3 separate regions of the Homo sapiens genome follow, and regions 2 and 3 are each linked to region 1. Evidence: chromatin contacts called from ENCODE Hi-C or POLR2A ChIA-PET data. All regions are on one chromosome and are shown on one strand. The core of a region is the stretch at or near the end of the contact, and the rest is flanking DNA. Distances in the headings are between cores, read along the strand shown.

What was found. A loop is a pair of places that touch in the nucleus more often than their neighbours do. ChIA-PET counts read pairs that join two places held with the same protein, here RNA polymerase II (POLR2A). Pooled maps may share reads with other maps.
Region 2: a loop to region 1 is called in a pooled map, with 5 times the contacts of the local background. The contact joins two enhancer-like sites. A Hi-C loop is called at or near these places in 4 of 168 maps with a recorded cell type or tissue (B cell, CD14-positive monocyte and endothelial cell of umbilical vein), 9 of 37 single-sample maps with no recorded cell type and 14 of 50 pooled maps. POLR2A ChIA-PET finds 5 or more read pairs at or near these places in 6 of 52 experiments (AG04450, B cell, BJ and 3 more).
Region 3: a loop to region 1 is called in a pooled map, with 3 times the contacts of the local background. The contact joins two enhancer-like sites. A Hi-C loop is called at or near these places in 8 of 50 pooled maps. POLR2A ChIA-PET finds 5 or more read pairs at or near these places in 3 of 52 experiments (AG04450, GM12878 and HEK293).

The regions. Positions count from the first base shown.
Region 1 is chr10:4,130,112-4,133,918 of GRCh38, reverse strand. No RefSeq gene overlaps it. Among named protein-coding and RNA genes, the nearest start is that of LINC00702, 110 kb to the left of the region's middle. Within about 2 kb of position 2,203, at least 8 of the 41 ENCODE cell types and tissues checked have a DNase peak (open chromatin) inside an H3K27ac peak, as active enhancers do.
Region 2 is chr10:4,342,694-4,346,500 of GRCh38, reverse strand. No RefSeq gene overlaps it. Among named protein-coding and RNA genes, the nearest start is that of LINC00703, 40 kb to the left of the region's middle. RefSeq lists an enhancer at 1,223-2,422. Within about 2 kb of position 1,865, at least 20 of the 41 ENCODE cell types and tissues checked have a DNase peak (open chromatin) inside an H3K27ac peak, as active enhancers do.
Region 3 is chr10:3,993,782-3,997,588 of GRCh38, reverse strand. No RefSeq gene overlaps it. Among named protein-coding and RNA genes, the nearest start is that of MIR6078, 4.5 kb to the right of the region's middle. Within about 2 kb of position 2,153, at least 2 of the 41 ENCODE cell types and tissues checked have a DNase peak (open chromatin) inside an H3K27ac peak, as active enhancers do.

The DNA.
Region 1 (3,807 bases), core at 954-3,453:
CCAATAAGTATTTTATTATATTAAATTATATGTGCACACAGCAGAAACACACTCAGATAAACGTTGATGAATTTTATTCAACTTTAAAATTTTGCAAGTTTAACGAAGTATTTAAGGATTGGATACAGAGATAAATAACTTAGGTTGATTCTACCTTGTGAGTAAAATGATGATTTTAGTTTTTTTAGTATGCTGGATGCTTAAGTAATTTAATTTTAGTTCTATTTTAATTGGAGTAGGTTCTGCTTGTAAATGCTACATGTTTCACTAGACAAAATAGGGGTCATTGTTTCCTTCACAAGGTCATTGAATCCATTCAGACTCAGATTCAACAACATACAATATTTCTAAACCTGTCTAAATGGTGTCCACAGGTCACATTTAAAACATTGAATTTATTGACTAGCTTTGTGAGAAAAAGTTGAGTCATTTATTTAGTTTTTTATTTCTTCAGTGATGCATTCTTTTTTGTGACCTTCTGGTCCTTTAGTCCTTGTTACTCGCTTCAACAATGTCCTTCAATAGTTTGGATTACGAGAGGTGAGAAAAATAAGATAAGGATGAAAACAAGGTTTTAACCTTCCTACAGGACTACTTGCTACACAATGATGTTTTCATTGTGTAGGTATTAAAATATATGTATTTATACACATATATAGGAATTTTATGTTCAATTAATTATTAAACTCCTTGAAGGAGTAATACGGACTACGCATCTTTGTATTTTTCCATTCCTAGAGCTTGAGATGAGTACCCAATAAAGGTATTTGTCTTTATTGATCACTTGAAAACATTTAACTCACTTCTGTCCACCTGGTCTCAAAATTTAGCACACCACTCTAACTGATATGCCATGAAGACTGGTCACAGACAAAAGTGGGACTGTGTTTTGTTGATTTCCAAAGCCATTCGCCAGGAGCGCGGCCCCAGGAGCATTTTTCTCATCATGTGAATGCCACCGTTGTCAATCCACTCCATCCACAGGCAGACAGCAGCACAGCCAAGGTCAGGTGCAATGTGAGGGGGTCCCCACAGGGGTGATATCTACACATGACCGGACCTTTCATTAGAGGAATGAAGAAATTAGAAGACACTCAAAACTTAGAAGGACTTAGAAGTAATTTTATTGAGGCTGAAACAAAAATATCCTACAATTCTAAAAACAGTAAACTAGATGACATATTTTTCTGTTGCTTTTGAACAGAAAATGGGCTACTGTGTCAAAGAAAGTACAAGATTATTAGTGTCACCAAAACACAGAAGTGGAGAAGCATTTATCATTATTGGGTGTGTGCGTGTTGGTGAAGTTTGTGTGCACGTGTGTCTGTCTCACACAATCTGCATGTGTCTGTGTTGGTGTGTCTCTGTGTATGCCTGTGTCTCTGTGTATCTGCTTGTGCCTGTGTTGGTGTGTCTGTGTGTGTGTGTGCCTGTGTCTCTGTGTATCTCCTTGTATCTGTGTTGGTGTCTGTGCGTGTGTGTGTGTGTCTCTGTATCTGCTTGTGTCTATGTTGGTGTGTGTATATGTGCCTGTGTCTCTGTGTGTCTGTGTTGGTGTGTGTCTATGTGTGTGTGTCTGTGTCTCTGCATCTGCTTGTGTCTGTGTTGGTGTGTGTGTGTGTGTCTGTGTCTCTGTGCATCTCCTTGTGTGTGTGTGTGTGTCTGTGTCTGTGTTTCTGCTTGTGTCTGTGTTGGTGTATGTCTGTGTCTGTGCCTCTGTCTCTATCTCCATGTGTGTCTGCGAGTGTGTCTGTGTGTCCTCTATCTCTGTGTTGTCTCGCTGTATATGTCTGTGAGTGTGTGTGTGTCATCTGTATCTCTGTGTTGTCTCGCTGTGTGTGTCTGTGAGTGTCTGTGTTAGTGGGTGTGCTCAATTTGATACAAGTCATTTTATTTTGTGAAGATGTAAGTACTTCACTTTTCCTTTCCCAGTATCTGCAAATTTCAACTGAGATCTAATTTTATTGCTCAAAGTGAAACTGTTCTGACTAATATCTGATGCTTGATGTTAGCTATTCTCATTCTTGGAATTATTTAAAATTCCACTGAAAGTACAAACTTAAACTGAGATTTTTTTTTTTTTTTTTTTTTTTTTTTGAGGAACTCAAACATGCAGAATTGAGATCTGAAATCTGCTGGCTGGTGCAGATTATAGCCTAAGATAGGAAGTTGGGGTTTTGGTTGCTTTAATGGAGAGGAAATGACTCATGTCAATGCTAGTATGTAATAAAGCTCCTAAATTTAGCTTTCCTTTTAGTGTAAAACCTAATATTGATATAGTAATGTGAAACTTTATTTTACTAAACTACAATTTTCTTGCTGCCTCTTCCATCTGCCAGTCAATTATTACATCTTTCATTAAGATCATGTTAAGACATATTTAGTGTACATAAAAATGTCTTGAAAATCCCAGTTGACTTCACAGTACACGCTAACTTTGGAAGCGTTGTGCAACCAACTAAGTCCAAACAAAGGGCCCTGTGTCTATTTGAATTTTGAGACAAAACACAAAGTTCTCGGGGATTAGTATCATGATTAAATATATCCCTTGACACTTACAGAAAGTGTATATATGTTTACAGACAAAAGGTGTTTCAAAAGTAGAATTACTGTTATCGTTCCCATTTCTTATTGTTATTATTTGCCAGGATGTCATAAGGTACAGTAATAGGGGATGAAAACAAATCTTCGTGTAAAAATCATAACTTTGTACTCTTACTGGAAACTGGGGGAAAAAATGAAAGAGTCCAGGTAGGGATTTATAGAGAGAGCATTTACAAATTCTTTATGGATTTTCACTAAATGTTTACTAACTGCTCTGGACACGTATGCTGAGGTCTCTTCACAACAGTGCACCTGAGAAACACAAAGATTAAGAAAATAAGAGACCATTTTTATGTCAGAGCTTTTTTGCTCTTTGTAGTAATTTAGACGACCCAACCACAACCACAGGAGACTCCAGCAGGAACTACGTAGAATGAGGCAAAGGTGCTCTCTCTTTGAGGAAGGAAGGAAGGGGTTGGTTTTATGCCTCATGGGGTCTTATTACACAATAGACTCACACATGGTCTGCAAGTTTGGGGGAAAAGCTATACATATTTAAGAGGAGAGTGGAACGCATGTGCAATGGGTGAATGTGTATGTAACATACATCCCGTGTTCACTTTGGGGCAGGGTTTCAGCATTAAAATGAGGTGGGATTAGCCCTTTATGTCAACAGATGAACTGCAGGAAACAAAAACAGTTTGTGCACAGCCTCTATAAGCTGCTGAAGCTGCCTTCAAGTCTGCCATTGTTTATCAGAAAAGAATGTTTGTAAAGCTATCAGAATGGTAGTGGTCTGGGTTGCAAATCAGAGCTTTGAGGGGTCTGATAGCAACCATTGTGAGGGAGCTTAGCGAGTGTGGTTTGTTTTGTACCTGTGTAAATTTGGAAATTTGCCACACCAGCCAGGCTCTGAACCTTTGAGACATAGGTAACTCCGTTCCCTTTAGCTTAGGGTCCATGTTTGTCGATATAGGGGTGTCTATTTCGATCTCTCATATCACAGACATGATGATATTGTGGCAGCTGTACCACATCCCTGCCACAGAAGCAGCTGTTCTATCAAGACAAGGACCTGCCATCCCTGCCGCTGCATTGGTTAGAATAAGTCAGTCACAGGTCTCACCACTCTAGAGGAGGCCACCACTCTAGGATGGGATTCCTGCGGTCGCTTCTCAGCGTCTCTCACCATCTAGACAGCACAAGTCATAGGGGCATGGAGCCCCCGATCGCAGGTCTGCAACTGAATTTTGCCCGTAGATC
Region 2 (3,807 bases), core at 616-3,115, 210 kb before region 1:
ACTCTGGCTCTAGCCTCCAGCTGCTTCTTAGCCAAATATTTTTGAGTCTGGAAAGATGACTGGAAATTACATCAAAACAACATTTTGCATGGATTATCTGATACGTCCTTATTTTTGGCCAGACCAAAAATACTGTCAAAAGAGACTGCTATTTCTTCTTTTCACCCTGACAGAAACATGAAAACTATGATCAAAGTTTTCACTGAAGGGTCCCATGTAATGTTCTGTGCTTTGTTTTTCAGCAAAAGACTGCTTTATAGTAGTTTGAATTTAGGTTAACATTTGAGATCTGGTTTTCTTTCTTGGCTGAGGTAGTTCAGCTCTCCTTTGTTTGTTTAAAAGGAAACATCAACTTTCCAATTTACTCTCTAAAATTGGTTTTTGTAGTTCCCTGCTGGACTGGAAAGGCACCATCTGTTTTAATAATACTGAAGTGAAAGGGGGAAAGTTTGTGAAATGGAAGTCAACTGGGAGTGCTCTTAGTCATCACAGCTCCACTTGGAGAAGAATCCACTGTTAAGTTCATGAATTTACGTTAAACCCTGGTCAACCCAGGTAGTGTAACAATCAACACAGACTTCCATGTTCTGGCAAGGGACAGTCAGTGAGAAAATTTTACATACTGGCAAACCAGCAGCAAAAATAATCAAAATATCAGGCAGGGAAGAAAAAAAAAAACGTAAACATGTACGAAGAAAACTTCAGCTGTGAAAGAAATACGATATTTAAGTTGACTAAAATCTTTCCTTTTTCCTTTAATTCATAAACTTCACCATTTTTGCCCCTCCCTCCCTCACTGCCTTCCTTCCTTCCTTCCTTTCTTTCTTCCTTCCTCCCTTCCTTCTTCCTTTCTTTCTTTTTTTGGACATTTACATATTATTAGATTTGTTCAGGTTTTGATCATTACTGGAAGATGAGAAATTCTTGCCTCCAAGCCCAAATAATGCTAACCCTTATTCTCTGGACATTTGACAGCAGAATTTCCTTATCCTGACACTGAAACAAAGATTCTATTTCTCAGCATTGAAAGGTCTGCCTACAACTCATCTGTTCATTGGTTGATGGATGGACTGATTTGTTCTTACCTGGAACTGATTATTTAGTAACTAAACTACACACATACAAACACACACACACAACAAATGCACATACATACAAACAAAAATTAAAAAACCACACACACTTAAACACATACAACACACATGCATACATAACACACACAAATATACACACACGTATCTGGGAGGTCCCAACCTTCCAGGGGGAAACTGTCTCATGCTGCTTAAAGCTTCCACAGGCCGCACCTGCTGTTCCAATTTGCCCCTCTCTCCAGTGGTTTGAAAGGTAAGCTGCAAATAAATGAGCACTATGTATAGCTGACCTTGCTTAGAGTGGCATTTTAATGCATTTGACTACACCTGCCTCTAATTTCAGTGTTGATATTTTAATGCAATCCAACAAATTTCTAGGAGTGAATTTGCAAAATTTAAGCAAGTATTGCAAGATGAGCTGGGAACAAGCAGGTGCTCTTCTGTAAAAATATACATGGGGCCGCTGCCGGCACTGATTTCCTTAGCATGTTATCAAATGCCCTGCTGTAGCAACAGTCTTTTTCTGTTTTCTTCTGATGCTTAACTGGAGGATGATTCAATCGTAGACCAAGAAACCGTGGTTGAATTACAACATTCAAAACAGCCCGTGTGTAATGGCTCAGAGCTCCTCTGGATGGATCTTGCATCTCTAAGCTAAATGCAAGTTCACAGATTCCTAAAAATACCCCCTGATGTGAGTCATCCTGTTCCAAAGAGCTCTGAAGAATGTTTTCCACAGAAGTGGCGAGGCACAGCCCCAGGGTGTGGAGCTCTCGTCTGAGTTATGTAGGCAACTTGCGTCAGCCACATACTATGTTATAGTCTCCATATTCCCTGGCGCTGAGCGTGGATAGCTGGAATGATCTGTTGAAATACAAACCTCTGCAGCAGCTTCAACTCTGCCTCCCATGCAACTTCCCCAAACAAAATGGATCTGTGTCAAAGGAGAGGTGCGCAGGTCACTCAAGGTGTGCTTTCTATCAAAGGGTTTTTTTCAAGAAAGAAACCCAAAGCCAGAAATAAACATGGTAGCCTTGGGCTTTAAGGAAAAAACAAAACAGACAAACAAACAGACAAAAAAAAAACCTGTCTTTCTTAAAGCTTCCCCATTTTCAGACTCTCACACTGAAAGTTGAGAGATAGTTTTGCCTCCTCCGTGAGGTGGGTGGAGGGTGCTGTGAGAGAGGGAATCTCAAGCTGGCCCAGATCAGCTGTGGAATAGATGCACTGAGAAGATGCTGAGGTTTCCACATAGATGCCCCCTTCTGTCACAAGTGCAGACTCTGAAGACGCAGTTGGCCTGGGCCCCATTGCTCTGCTGTCTCCAGGAGTCATTAGTGGCACTTTATCAGAGGATCCTGGATGAAAGGAGAAATCAAATCATTTTCTAAGAGTGGGACTTCAGGCATGTGAGCCTGTGTTTTAAGAGAGAATAACTCTTTTAATGCTCCGGAAACTGCACAGCTGGAAGACTGCGGCTCAATGTACACATGTGGATAGCACAGTTGCCTTGGGTCTTTCTTCAAAATAATAGGATATAAATTATACACGAGGAAAACAAGAGAGGGTTGGTGCTGATTATCAGCTTGGACAATCAATCATACACTTTAAATTTGAAAATAAAATATTTAGGGGCACATGGCTTCATTGACTCTAATAAAAGTGTTTTATCCTCTGATTCTCACAGAAAATCTCTAGAATCTTGCTCTTTTAAGAATTCATTATTCCCTTGTTTCCAAATAGGAGCTTACCAACTATACAATAATTTTTTAAAAACAATTTAAAAGTCATATGTAATTTAGAAATTTGTCAGATTACTACCTCGTAGTCTAAGCAGCAGTTACAAGGTTATCTAGAGACTGTTTCAGAATCTTTAGTTTTTGAGCCCTATTAAAAGAAACATATTCCTTACTTTATAAAGACATAAATGGTCAAGCAATTTTAAAAAGCAACCAACTAATACTTTATTAAAATTCATACAAAAATTTACCATCTTAACCATTTAATTTGAACAACTCAGAGCCATGTAGTACAAGCACAGTGCCGCACCAATGTCATCACTCTCTGGTTCCTGAATGTTTTCATCCCTCCGGAAGGAAACCCCACACACATTAAGCTGTCACTCCCCATTCTCTCCTCTCTGCAGACTCTAGCAACTCTCAATTTGCTTTCTGTCTGTGTGGATTTGCCTATTCCCGCGATTTTATCTAAATGGAGTCAGATGGTGTGTGGCTTTGTTTACTTAGCATGACGTTTTCCAAGTTCATCCATGTGGGAGCGCATGTTAGTGTTTTTCTCCTTTTTATGCCTAAATCATATTCCATTGTATGGGTGGACCATGTTGGGTTTATCCATTCAATCGTGGATGGGTATTTGGTTTATTTCTACCTTTTGGCTATTATGAATAATGTCGCTATGATTATTCATACACAAGCTTTTGTTTGAACACCTGTTTTCAGTTTTGGGGGGTATATACCTTGGGGTGGAATTGCTTCGTCATAGGGTAATTCTACCTTTAGCTTTCTGAGAAACCAACAACCGTTTTTTCACAGTGGATACAGTGGTTTCACCATAGTCCTTTCCCACCAGCAATGTGTGAGGGTTCCAGTTTTTCCTCATTTCCAGCAATACTTGTTATGTTCATTAAAAAAAAAATAGTTACTATAGCCACCCTAGTGGGTACGGGGTGGAATCGCATTGCGGTAACTCATTATTA
Region 3 (3,807 bases), core at 904-3,403, 140 kb after region 1:
ACTGACACTGGCTTGTATGTAATATTGCTTAAAAGATTACACCATTTGGCTGGGTGCGGTGGCTCACGTTTGTAATCCCAGCACTTTGGGAGGTCCAGGTGGGCAGATGGCTTGAGGTCAGGAGTTCGAGACCAGCCTGGTCAACATGGCAAGAACCTGTCTCTACAAAAAATACAAAAATTAGCCGGGCGTAGTGACGCATGCCCGTTGTCCCAGCTGCTCAGGAGGCTGAGGTAGAAGAATTGCTTGAATCTGGGAGGTGGAAGTTGCTGTGAGCCAAGATCGCACCACTGCACTGCTGCCTGGGCAAAAAAGGGAGACTCTGTCTCAAAAAAAAAAAAAAAATACACCATTTGAAATTCAGAAATTATTTCTGCATATGTCTTCTTTTTTCCTTATAACTGGAGCCTTTTATTTTATCTTTTCTCTGCCATCAGCAACATGTAGTTTCACCTTGGAATAATGTGGTTGATCCAGGTATATTTGTTGTTAATTGGAACGCCAATGAAAATATAATTAGAACAGATTTTCATAGGATATAACAATTAAAAAATTGGGAGCCACGTTTGGTTTGAAGTTGGGTTTCTATGGAAATAGCAAAGCTCTCAGAATAACCTGCCAGAAAAATCTGAATTCAGTATGAAGTGTCTAGATGCCAACAGCAGGTAGACAACAGAGATGAGAATCAAGAAAGGAAGATCGAAAGTGATTAAGAGAAAAGAAATAGAAAGTGACAATGACAAAAGTACATGTTATTGAAGAAATGACTGTGCAGTGGATCTGAAATAAAAAAAAAAAAACCTAGAGGGAAAGAAATGTGTGAATTAAAGTTCATACCTAAAAGTACAGCAATTATATTTAAAAAGAACGTTCATATTCTTTGCCCAAGAATGTCACGAGAGTGGATGCCGTTACATTAAATTATAATCTCTCTGGGGAAGAGGTACAAGCAAATTTACTAAGGTATTTAAAATTGCACTTTAAAATTTTTAAAAAAGAATTTTAAAAAATTCCACAGGGAGCAATAACTCATTGGCAGCTATATCAACTCGACAAAACATTTCCAGTTCTAATTTCATAGGGCCAGATTAGGTTCTTATTTTTATTCTCTGTATTATATATATTTAATTACCATCTTCAGAACTTTAAAGGGAGCTACAAATTGAGGAAATGTTGGCAGATGTCCTCAAGAAAATAGGCATGATTTTAAAAATTACATATTTAAATCTCAGATCTCAAATGAAATATTAAAAGACCGATAGGGTTAGCAAAAAAACTAATTTGTCTTCACTCATCAAATCTGTATTATGTAGGAATTTTTTTGCATTGATCCATTCTATTCCCAGCAAGCATTTACTCCAAGCTTGTCAAGAGATCAGCAGCATGGACTAGAAGATGCAGCATTTTTTTAGGGCAACCAGGACCTGGTCAAGTCCTCCTCTCTCTTTACTGGCCACTTGGCTCAATTCAGTATATATATTTTTATCCAAAAATTGGAAATAAAAATACCTGTTCTGCTTACTTCGCAGAGGTTTAGCAAGGATGGAATGGATGACTGGGTACTGAGCTCTGTCCAAAAAATTACATAACTCTTCCAGGCCACAAGCCAATTTTATATGACAGTAGGAGAAACACATACCGAAAATATTTAAGTGCCAGACAAAATTGAATATATGATTAAAAAGAGCAATACATATAGAAAGTGCTACAGCAGTTCAGAAAACGGGGGAAGCCAATAGAGATTGAGTCAGATGTGATTCTACAACCTCCCTAACGACCCACACATTGCCTTGAAACACATCTCTAACCTGAAACCTTCAGGCTCTGTCTTCAACCTGTTTTCATTTGTTCTGTCCCCAAATTATAGCTGACCGCTTACTATAATTAAGTCATTCTTCAACCTTCTGCCTGAGGTCTCCTCCACTGCTTTTGCCCAATCCAGGATTTAGCACTGTGGGAAATATGGCTCCAGGTCCAGCGTGCTCTGCCCTTCTCATTTGGTACCTAGGGAGAATTCCTTTTCCTTCCCACTCCTAAATTCCTCTAATTCTCTGATTTCTAAGTCTGCTCTTTAAGAAACATTCTGTGATGAGTTCACTTCCTTTGCAGGGACATGGATAAAGCTGGAAACCATCCTCCTCAGCAAACTAATACAGGAACAGAAAACCAAATACCGCATGTTATTACTCATAAGTGGGAGTTGAACAATGAGAACACATGGACACAGGGAGGGGAACATCATACACCGGGACCTGTCAGGGGCTGGGGGGTAAAGGGAGGGAGAGCATTAGGACAAATACCTAATGCATGTGGGGCTTAAAACCTAGATGATGGGTTGATAGGTGAAGCAAACCACCATGGCACATGTTTACCTATGTAACAAACCTGCACTTTCTGCACATGTATCCCAGAACTTAAAGTAACAAAAAAAAAAATACAAATAAAAACATTCTGTGTACTTCATGAAGCAATTCTGCCACAGGCCTTAACGATGGCCACTTCTCATTCTAAATCCCTTCCCTACATCCTCACTGTTTCATGTTCAGTTTCAGTTTTAGAATAAATGATTAATCGAATTCTCCTGAAGCAAATGGCGGGAGACATTATGCTTTGGTTGTAATAAAATTTCATTGCAAATGCACTGATAGAAGTCACAGTGAAATATTACAGGGTCTAGAGACCAAAGAGAAAACAACCAGGAATAAAGGAAACAAAAAAAGCAATGTTCTGAACACAGTTCTGGGGGAAACTTTACCTTTAGACGGTGTAATGGATATGCCTCGGTCCTTATTCTCATGCTAGTGCATTAGTCCGTTTTCACACTGCTATAAAGAAATACCCGAGACTGGGTCATTTGTAAAGGAAAGATGTTTAATTGACTTGCAGTTCTGCGTGACTGGAGAGGCCTCAGGAAACTTATAATTATGGTGGAAGGGGAAGCAGTTGCATCTTACATGGTGAGAGAGAGTGTGTGTAAAGGAAGAACTCTGCAACACTTCTAAAACCATCAGGGATCTCATGAGAACTCACTCACTATCATGAGAACTGCATGGGGGAACCGCCAATCACCTCCTTCCTTCTACAGGTAAGGATTACAGGTACCTCCTTTAACACGTGGAGATTACAATTTGAGACAAAATTTGGGTGGGGCCACAGAAGCAAACCATAACACTAGCCATTGAAACAGTGCTACGTTTTGTTAGAAGAGTTTTGTTTTGTGTTCAGGGGCAGGGAGGATGTCGAGTGAAAATGATTTAAGATATTTTTGAATTCTTGGTGTGGAGGAAATAAAGGGTAATTATTACTGTGTTCTTCAACACTACATAAACACCCACTTTTCTCTGGTCTGGACCAACAGCATCTCCAAAGGAATGGGGATCTGTCCAAGACAAGAGCTCCCCAAAGCTGTTGCCCTGTGTGGAAGGTGACTCAGCCATCCTTGATTGGCAACGAAGTAGGTTCTGCAAACTGTGCTTCCCTGATTCAGGTCAATAGTTGCTACTGATTTATAGCTATGGTGGGATAATTTAAGGGGAAGGATAGAGCATCTTGGTTATGGAGATTTATGAACTTACCTGACCAGCAAACCACATTATTCGTGATGCCTGCCAACCAGGCTTCAGATATATTTTGGTTTTAGTGGCATTCTTCTAAAACGTCCATCAAAGACAGCCCCCAGGAACATTTTATTCCTGATTGCCATATATTCTTCACTTATTGTAATTTGCTTAAGCAGACGTTACGATACTAAATTGGCTTCGTATTATGCACAGAGGTACTAGCTTCCAATACCTTCTGAAATAAGCA